Linked DNA regions of Mus musculus: region 1 is linked to region 2. Evidence: chromatin contacts called from ENCODE POLR2A ChIA-PET data. All regions are on one chromosome and are shown on one strand. Each heading gives the region's core, a stretch centred on a gene start or an enhancer-like site at or near the end of the contact. The rest is flanking DNA. Distances are from core to core; before and after follow the strand shown.

The links. ChIA-PET counts read pairs that join two places held with the same protein, here RNA polymerase II (POLR2A).
Region 1: POLR2A ChIA-PET joins it to region 2 with 13 read pairs in embryonic stem cell. The contact joins the enhancer-like site here to the promoter of Shmt2 in region 2. POLR2A ChIA-PET finds 5 or more read pairs at or near these places in 4 of 5 experiments (Patski and embryonic stem cell).

What each region holds. Positions count from the first base shown.
Region 1 is chr10:127,562,813-127,565,950 of GRCm38, reverse strand. Lrp1 (low density lipoprotein receptor-related protein 1) reads left to right here. Exons shown (of 89, transcript NM_008512.2): 42 at 2,158-2,347. Among named protein-coding and RNA genes, the nearest start is that of Nxph4, 30 kb to the right of the region's middle. Within about 2 kb of position 1,555, at least 2 of the 3 ENCODE cell types and tissues checked have a DNase peak (open chromatin) inside an H3K27ac peak, as active enhancers do.
Region 2 is chr10:127,520,951-127,524,193 of GRCm38, reverse strand. Shmt2 (serine hydroxymethyltransferase 2 (mitochondrial)) reads left to right here and starts at 1,750. Exons shown (of 12, transcript NM_028230.4): 1 at 1,750-1,906; 2 at 3,079-3,243. The coding sequence starts at 1,874.

The DNA.
Region 1 (3,138 bases), core at 306-2,805, 42 kb before region 2:
CCTGGCAGCCAGTGGCCCTGCCAGAGCTGTGAAAGCCACAGAGCTGTCACCAGAAAGAGTCTCAGCACTCAGCACTGCCTTTTACCACTTCAGGTTTTCCCTTTGCTGCTGCTGTTGCTGCTGCCGCTGCTGCCGCTTCCTCCTCCTCCTCCTCCTCCTCCTCCTCCCTCCTTCCTTCCTCCTCCTCTTCCTCCTTCTCCTCCTCCTCCTCCACCTCCTCCCTCCTTCCTTCTTCCTCCTCCTCCCTCCTTCCTTCCTCCTCCTCTTCTTCTTCTCCTCTTTCTTCTCCTTCTCCTCCTTGTTCTTCTTCTCCTCCTCCTCCTTTCTCCCTCTTGTTTTTCTTCTCCTCTTCCTCCTTCTCCTCCTCCTCCTCCACCTCCTCCCTCCTTCCTTCTTCCTCCTCCTCCCTCCTTCCTTCCTCCTCCTCTTCTTCTTCTCCTCTTTCTTCTCCTTCTCCTCCTTGTTCTTCTTCTCCTCCTCCTCCTTTCTCCCTCTTGTTTTTCTTCTCCTCCTCCTCATCTTCCTCTTCCTCCTCCTCCTCCTCCTCTCTCCAGCCCCACTTCTTCCCGGAGCGGAAGGCTTAAGATTTATTTATTTTATGTATATGAGTACAATGTCACTCTCTTCAGACACACCAAAAGAGGGCATCAGGTCTCATTCTGGATGGCTATGAGCCACCATGTGATTTCTGGGGATTGAACTCAGGACCTCTGGATGAGCAGTCAGTGCTCTTAACCGCTGAGCCATCTCATCCCCACCCCCTTCTTCTTTACTTCTTTACTTCTTTTTTTTTTTTTAAGATTTATTTATTTATTATACATAAGTACACTGTAGCTGTCTTCAGACACTCCAGAAGAGGGTGTCAGATCTCATTACGGATGGTTGTGAGCCACCATGTAGTTGCTGGGAATTGAACTCAGGACCTTCAGAATAGCAGTCAGTTATCTTAACCTCTGAGCCATCTCTCCAGCCCCACTCCTTTACTTTTTTAAGAAACATTTTGTAGCCACACATAACCTTGATTTGAACTTCTGATCCTCCTGCCTGCACAGCACTGGGGTCATCTGGGATTATAGGTGTGCGCCACTACCATACCCTTTTTTTTTATGTTGTGGTAGGACTTGAACCCAGAGCTTTGTGCATGCTAGGTAGGTGAGCACTGTGTTACCCAAGGTCTATTCCCATTCCTCCTTTGTTCCTCTCTTCATCCAGGAGGTCCATTCAGACCAGCCAGGTGCTGACTAGGTACTGCATAGAAAAGAATAGACCTGTCCCTCTGTCCTTCTGTCTCCTGGCACACTTTCTCTACGACATCCTGTCTGTGTCTAAAAATGGAGCGTCTGAGGGCTGGTGGAGCTCGTGCTCAGCATGTGCAGGACGTTGGGCCCAGCCCCAGCACCTAAACTGGATACTCTCAATCTCAGCTCCATCAGGAGAGACTGGGAGCCAGCCCCTCCTATCACGCTCTCTGTTGTCCGTCCTACAGTGTGCTCCGCCTCTGGCAGTCACATAGACACGCCCCAGGGAGCCCCGGAGCCTCCGCTGGCTGCTGCTCACAGCACTGTTCAGCTCTGTCTTTTTAGTTACATCTGCTTTATAAAACATTCCAGCTCAGCCCAGCGTGATGGCGCACGCCTTCAATCCCAGCACTTGGGAGGCAGAGGCAGGTGTATTTCTAAGTTTGAGGCCAGCCTGGTCTACAGAGTGAGTTCAGGACAGCCAGGGCCACACAGAGAAACCCTGTCTCGACCACCCCATGCTCCCCCTCCCCCCAAAAAATTCCAGTTCAAGGCCTCTGCAAGCAGGAAGCTTTCCAGTCTGGCCCCAGAGGAATAGTAGAATTCAGTTAGCCGGAATCTCCCCCATACATGAATAAACAGAACTCCACTTCTGAAGAGTGTGACCACACATAGGCCGGGAGTGGGGGGTGGGCAAGAGAAGAGGAAGGAAGGTGCCACGGATCATGACGCAGGTGGTGTGACGTGGCTCTGTGAGGGGCCCTGGGGCCCTGGCAAGTCTGACCAAAGAGCCCTCGGAGGAACTCCCGGTTCCCACAATTCCAGGGGAGCCAGTCATGCCCTTAGCACCTACCAGGCTGCCCCTCTGCTTCTGCTGGTTGGCCCTTCTCAACCCACAGCTGTTCCTGTCTCTTCACAGATGTGGGCTCTGTGGAAGGCCTGGCCTATCACCGTGGCTGGGACACACTGTACTGGACAAGCTACACCACATCCACCATCACCCGCCACACCGTGGACCAGACTCGCCCAGGGGCCTTCGAGAGGGAGACAGTCATCACCATGTCCGGAGACGACCACCCGAGAGCCTTTGTGCTGGATGAGTGCCAGAAGTGAGCTGCTGGGCCTGGGGGGTGGGAGCTATGTCATACGGGAACAGAAAGGGGACAGGCAGGGCCCACCATTTCTGGCCTCAGTGAGATGCATCACCTCTCAGGGCGCTGCTTAATACAAGTGTCAGAAATGAAGGGAGGTTGAGGGCCGTGGGAGATGCCTCTGGCTTTGTGACTGGCATTCATCACACAGTACCGTGGGACTCAAAGCTTCAGCGAAGGCTCACTGACCTTGAGGATATGGGCTGGGCCTGTTCAAACCCCTTGCTGAGCAGAGGTCTTATTACAGTGACCAAGAGGCATTGTGAAGGCAGTTGTGAGCACAAGGCCCCAAAGTGAGAAAAGCAAGAAAAGGTCAAACAGGACAGCAACGGGACTGCCCACCATTTGGGCAAGGCTAGCCTGAGCAGGCAGGGAGTCTGGTCTACCTGTCCTGCCTACCCTGTCTTTCTTCATTTTGATGTGCAGGTTACTAGTGAGTCACACCCTCTGCATAGCAGTCCTGGCTCACGTCTGAGCGACCTGCCCTCCCCAGTTCAGCTGGAATCAGAATGCTTTCTATCAGCCTCACTAGGAAACTAAAGCAATGCCACAGCCTTGGTGACCTCACCTGTCTGGGCTGGTCCTGGGGCCTGTCCTTCCTGGGCCTAGAGCCTCTGGGGAGGGGCTGTCATGATATTTTTCTGCCATTCTAAAAGAGGCATCCTCGGTTTCAACCAAGTCCCTCCTGGCTGAGCCCAGGAAAGTGCTCTCTCTTTCTCTCTCTCTCTCTAGAGCCCCAGAGCCAGTGG
Region 2 (3,243 bases), core at 501-3,000:
TCCTGAGTTCAATTCCCAGCAGCCACATGGTGGCTCACAACCATCTGTAATGAGATCTGATGCCCTTTTCTAGTGTGCCTGGAGACAGCAAGATTGTACTCTTATACATAAAAGAAGTAAATAAGTCTTTTAAACAAACAAAACACTCAGCATACATACATAAGCCCCTAGATTCTATCTCTAGCACTGAAAAGGAAACAGAACAAAGACCTCACAGTGAGCACAGTGGTGGCACACCCCTTCAGTCCCAGCACTGGGGAGGCAGAGGCAGGCAGAGCTCTGTGAGTTTGAGCCAGCCTGGTCTACACAGAGAGTTCCAAGACAGCTAGTGATATACAGTGGAACCCTGTCTCCAAAAACCAAAAAACAACTCCACCCCACCTCCCCCCAAAAAAACTGAACCCAAAAACCACCACCAAAACCTGACTCACAGGGCTATGTCTCTGTCTCTGTCTCCCTCCTTCCCTCCATCCATCCCTCCCCCCTCCCTTCCCCCCTTCCCCCCCTCCCTCCCTCCCTCCCTCCCTCCCTCCCTCCCTCCCTCCCTCTTATCTGGGTATAAGAGAACAAAGTGAAGTGTTTCGTGTTGTCTGGGTCACTATTAGTGAGCCCCTTGTGTCTCCAGGGCTAAGGCATGGCTAAATGTCTACTGAATGAGTAAAGGTATAAAATGGCTATCAGAGGCCAATGGTTCTCAAAACCACTGCTTCCTGGAATCCCCAAGAGGTTTGGTTGTGTGTCTCTGAGCAGAGGCCTTAAGAAGATGTCCTCAAGCGGTGGTGGCGCACGCCTTTAATCCCAGCACTCAGGAGGCAGAGGCCAGCAGATTTCTGAGTCCGAGGCCAGCCTAGTCTACAGAGTGAGTTCCAGGATAGCCAGGGCTACACAGAGAAACCCTGTCTCAAAAAACAAAAACAAAAAACAAAAACAAAAACAAAAAAACAAAACACAAAACAAAACAACCCCCCCCCCAAAAAAAACAAAAACAAAAAAAGAAGTGGGCGACTGCTGGGGAGTAAGGGAGATGTAAATAAGAAACGAATGCAAACCGTGTGAGAAGAGGAGGGATGGCTACTCTGCTCTCACCTGACAGCTGGATAGACACAGAGGAGGCAGGCTGTGAGTCAGGGGAAGAGGACAACCCACCGGAGCCAGCGTCCGAATGCGAAGTTTCATTTAATCCCTTCTACAAGCTCTTTGTGTTGGAGTGGGCAAAGTGTGACAGGCTCATCTGAGGTCCACTGTCCTCTAACTTCACATGTAGCTGAGGCTACTAGCCTTGACCTTTCAATCTCTCTGTCTCCACTTCCCTAGTACTGGAATGACAATGTCATGGTTTAACATTGGAAGAAACGGAGGACTTTGTGTTGTAATCCTAAAGCAAGGATTTGAGTCTTTTACCCTTTCAAACTATATCTGCTTTCACTGTGTGTATTTATCTTCTAAATATGTTTTAAATCTCCCTGAGAACCATATGCTAGATATGCTTGGTAGGCATAAACCACACGAAAATAAACAAACAAACAAACAAACCAAAAAGCGCTTGCCTGGAAAACCGGAAGGAAAAACAAAACAGAAACTCTGAAGAGCTTCAAGAAAGGACATGGAGGAGCTTTAAGTCTAAGAACTTTTCAGGCAAAGCTCTCCATACCGGGACTTGTATAGATGGGAAAGAGCAAAGTAAAAAACTACAATTCCCAGAAGGCAATTTTTTAAAAAAACCCAGTACTGCGCATGCGCAGGGAACGCCTCTTTCACTCGAACTTCACGGGGGCAATTTTCTCGCGCACGCGTTCTAAGAGCAGCTGGTTTTCGACCCCGGTACTACACCGATACAGAGTTAGTGGCTAGTCCTCCTGTGCCTCCTGTAGCGATGGTATCCTTCTCTTTGCTTCGGACCACTCGGGTAAGAACAGGGTTCTGTTTACTGGATGATCAGTGGAAAGGCCCACCCAAAGTGGGGTTCTCCTGGCTCCTTGCTGCACGTGTTCTGGGGCCTCGGGGAACAGATGCTTAACCAGGAAATCCCTGAGACAGCACATGTGCGGTGGCTGGGCCCCTAGTTCTGGCGATCAGACGACCTAGGTAGGGTCTTGTAGTCACCCAGTTGACACGACTCTTAAGGTAAAGGTCCGCAGACGCTGTGTTAACAATATCCTAGCAAACAAGTGGGGTTCCCGGCTTCGATGCGCTAGTTGAATTTTTCCCGCCAGCTCTGAGCTATGGAGATGATGCAACCGAGCCTCAGTACTTTCATCACGCAAGGGTCCTGCTGCTGTGTGGGCAGGAAGGAGGTAGCGAGGTGCTGTGTGTGTGTGTCTGTGAGTGTGAGATAAAATTAAGATTTTGGGCAAACACCTTCAGCCTACCCCAACTCCCGCCAGTACACAACTCTTTCCAAGAACTGCTTAAAAGTCTATCCTCCTACTTTTTAAAGGTTGCTCTGGAAACCACCCTTTAAAAGCCTCTGGTGTTAAGCCCTGTTAGCTTGGTATCTTCTCTCATGGAGGTATTCATGTCCGGAGGCCCTGCAGGAAGTCCACCTCTTATGTTTATGAATATTTTAACTGCACTGTGTGTGCACTGCGTGCATGCCTGGGTACCCACAGAGGTCAGAGGAGGGCATCAGATCTCTTGGAACTGGAGTTACAGATGGTTGTTAGCTGTTTTGTGGGTGCTGGAAGATGAACCGCTGTCCCCCACAAGAGCAGCCAGGACCTTAGGATGGTCATTTTGTTCCTGTGTGTGGGGAGACTCTGGAATCGCAGTGTCTCTCACCTGAATTGGAGGGACATGGGCTTCTGGGGCACAAGCTTTGCTCTGTGACTTTGCAGAGTCACTCAGGGTGATTAGGGATGCGTTGTGTTAGAGTTGACCAAAACTGCCCTTTGGATAATGATCTGAACCTTTGACTCTAGAACTTGCTATTCAAGATGAAAGTGGGGGTAGAGAGCACTGACTGCTGGCCGGACCAGGCTGCGTACTTAGCCAGAGGGCTCGATCTGTACCCATGACTGAGGGCAGCTGGGAGAAGAGATCTGGACAATTTTTAATTAACCCTGGCCTTTCTGCCCTGAGCCTCTGCAGAGATGTGGTCAGCTGGTCTGCATGGCTGCCCGGGCCCAGCACAGCAAGGTGGCCCAGACGCAGGCTGGGGAAGCAGCTGGAGGTTGGACGGGCCAGGAGAGTTTATCAGACAGTGACCCTGAGATGTGGGAGCTTCTGCAGAGGGAGAAGGACAGA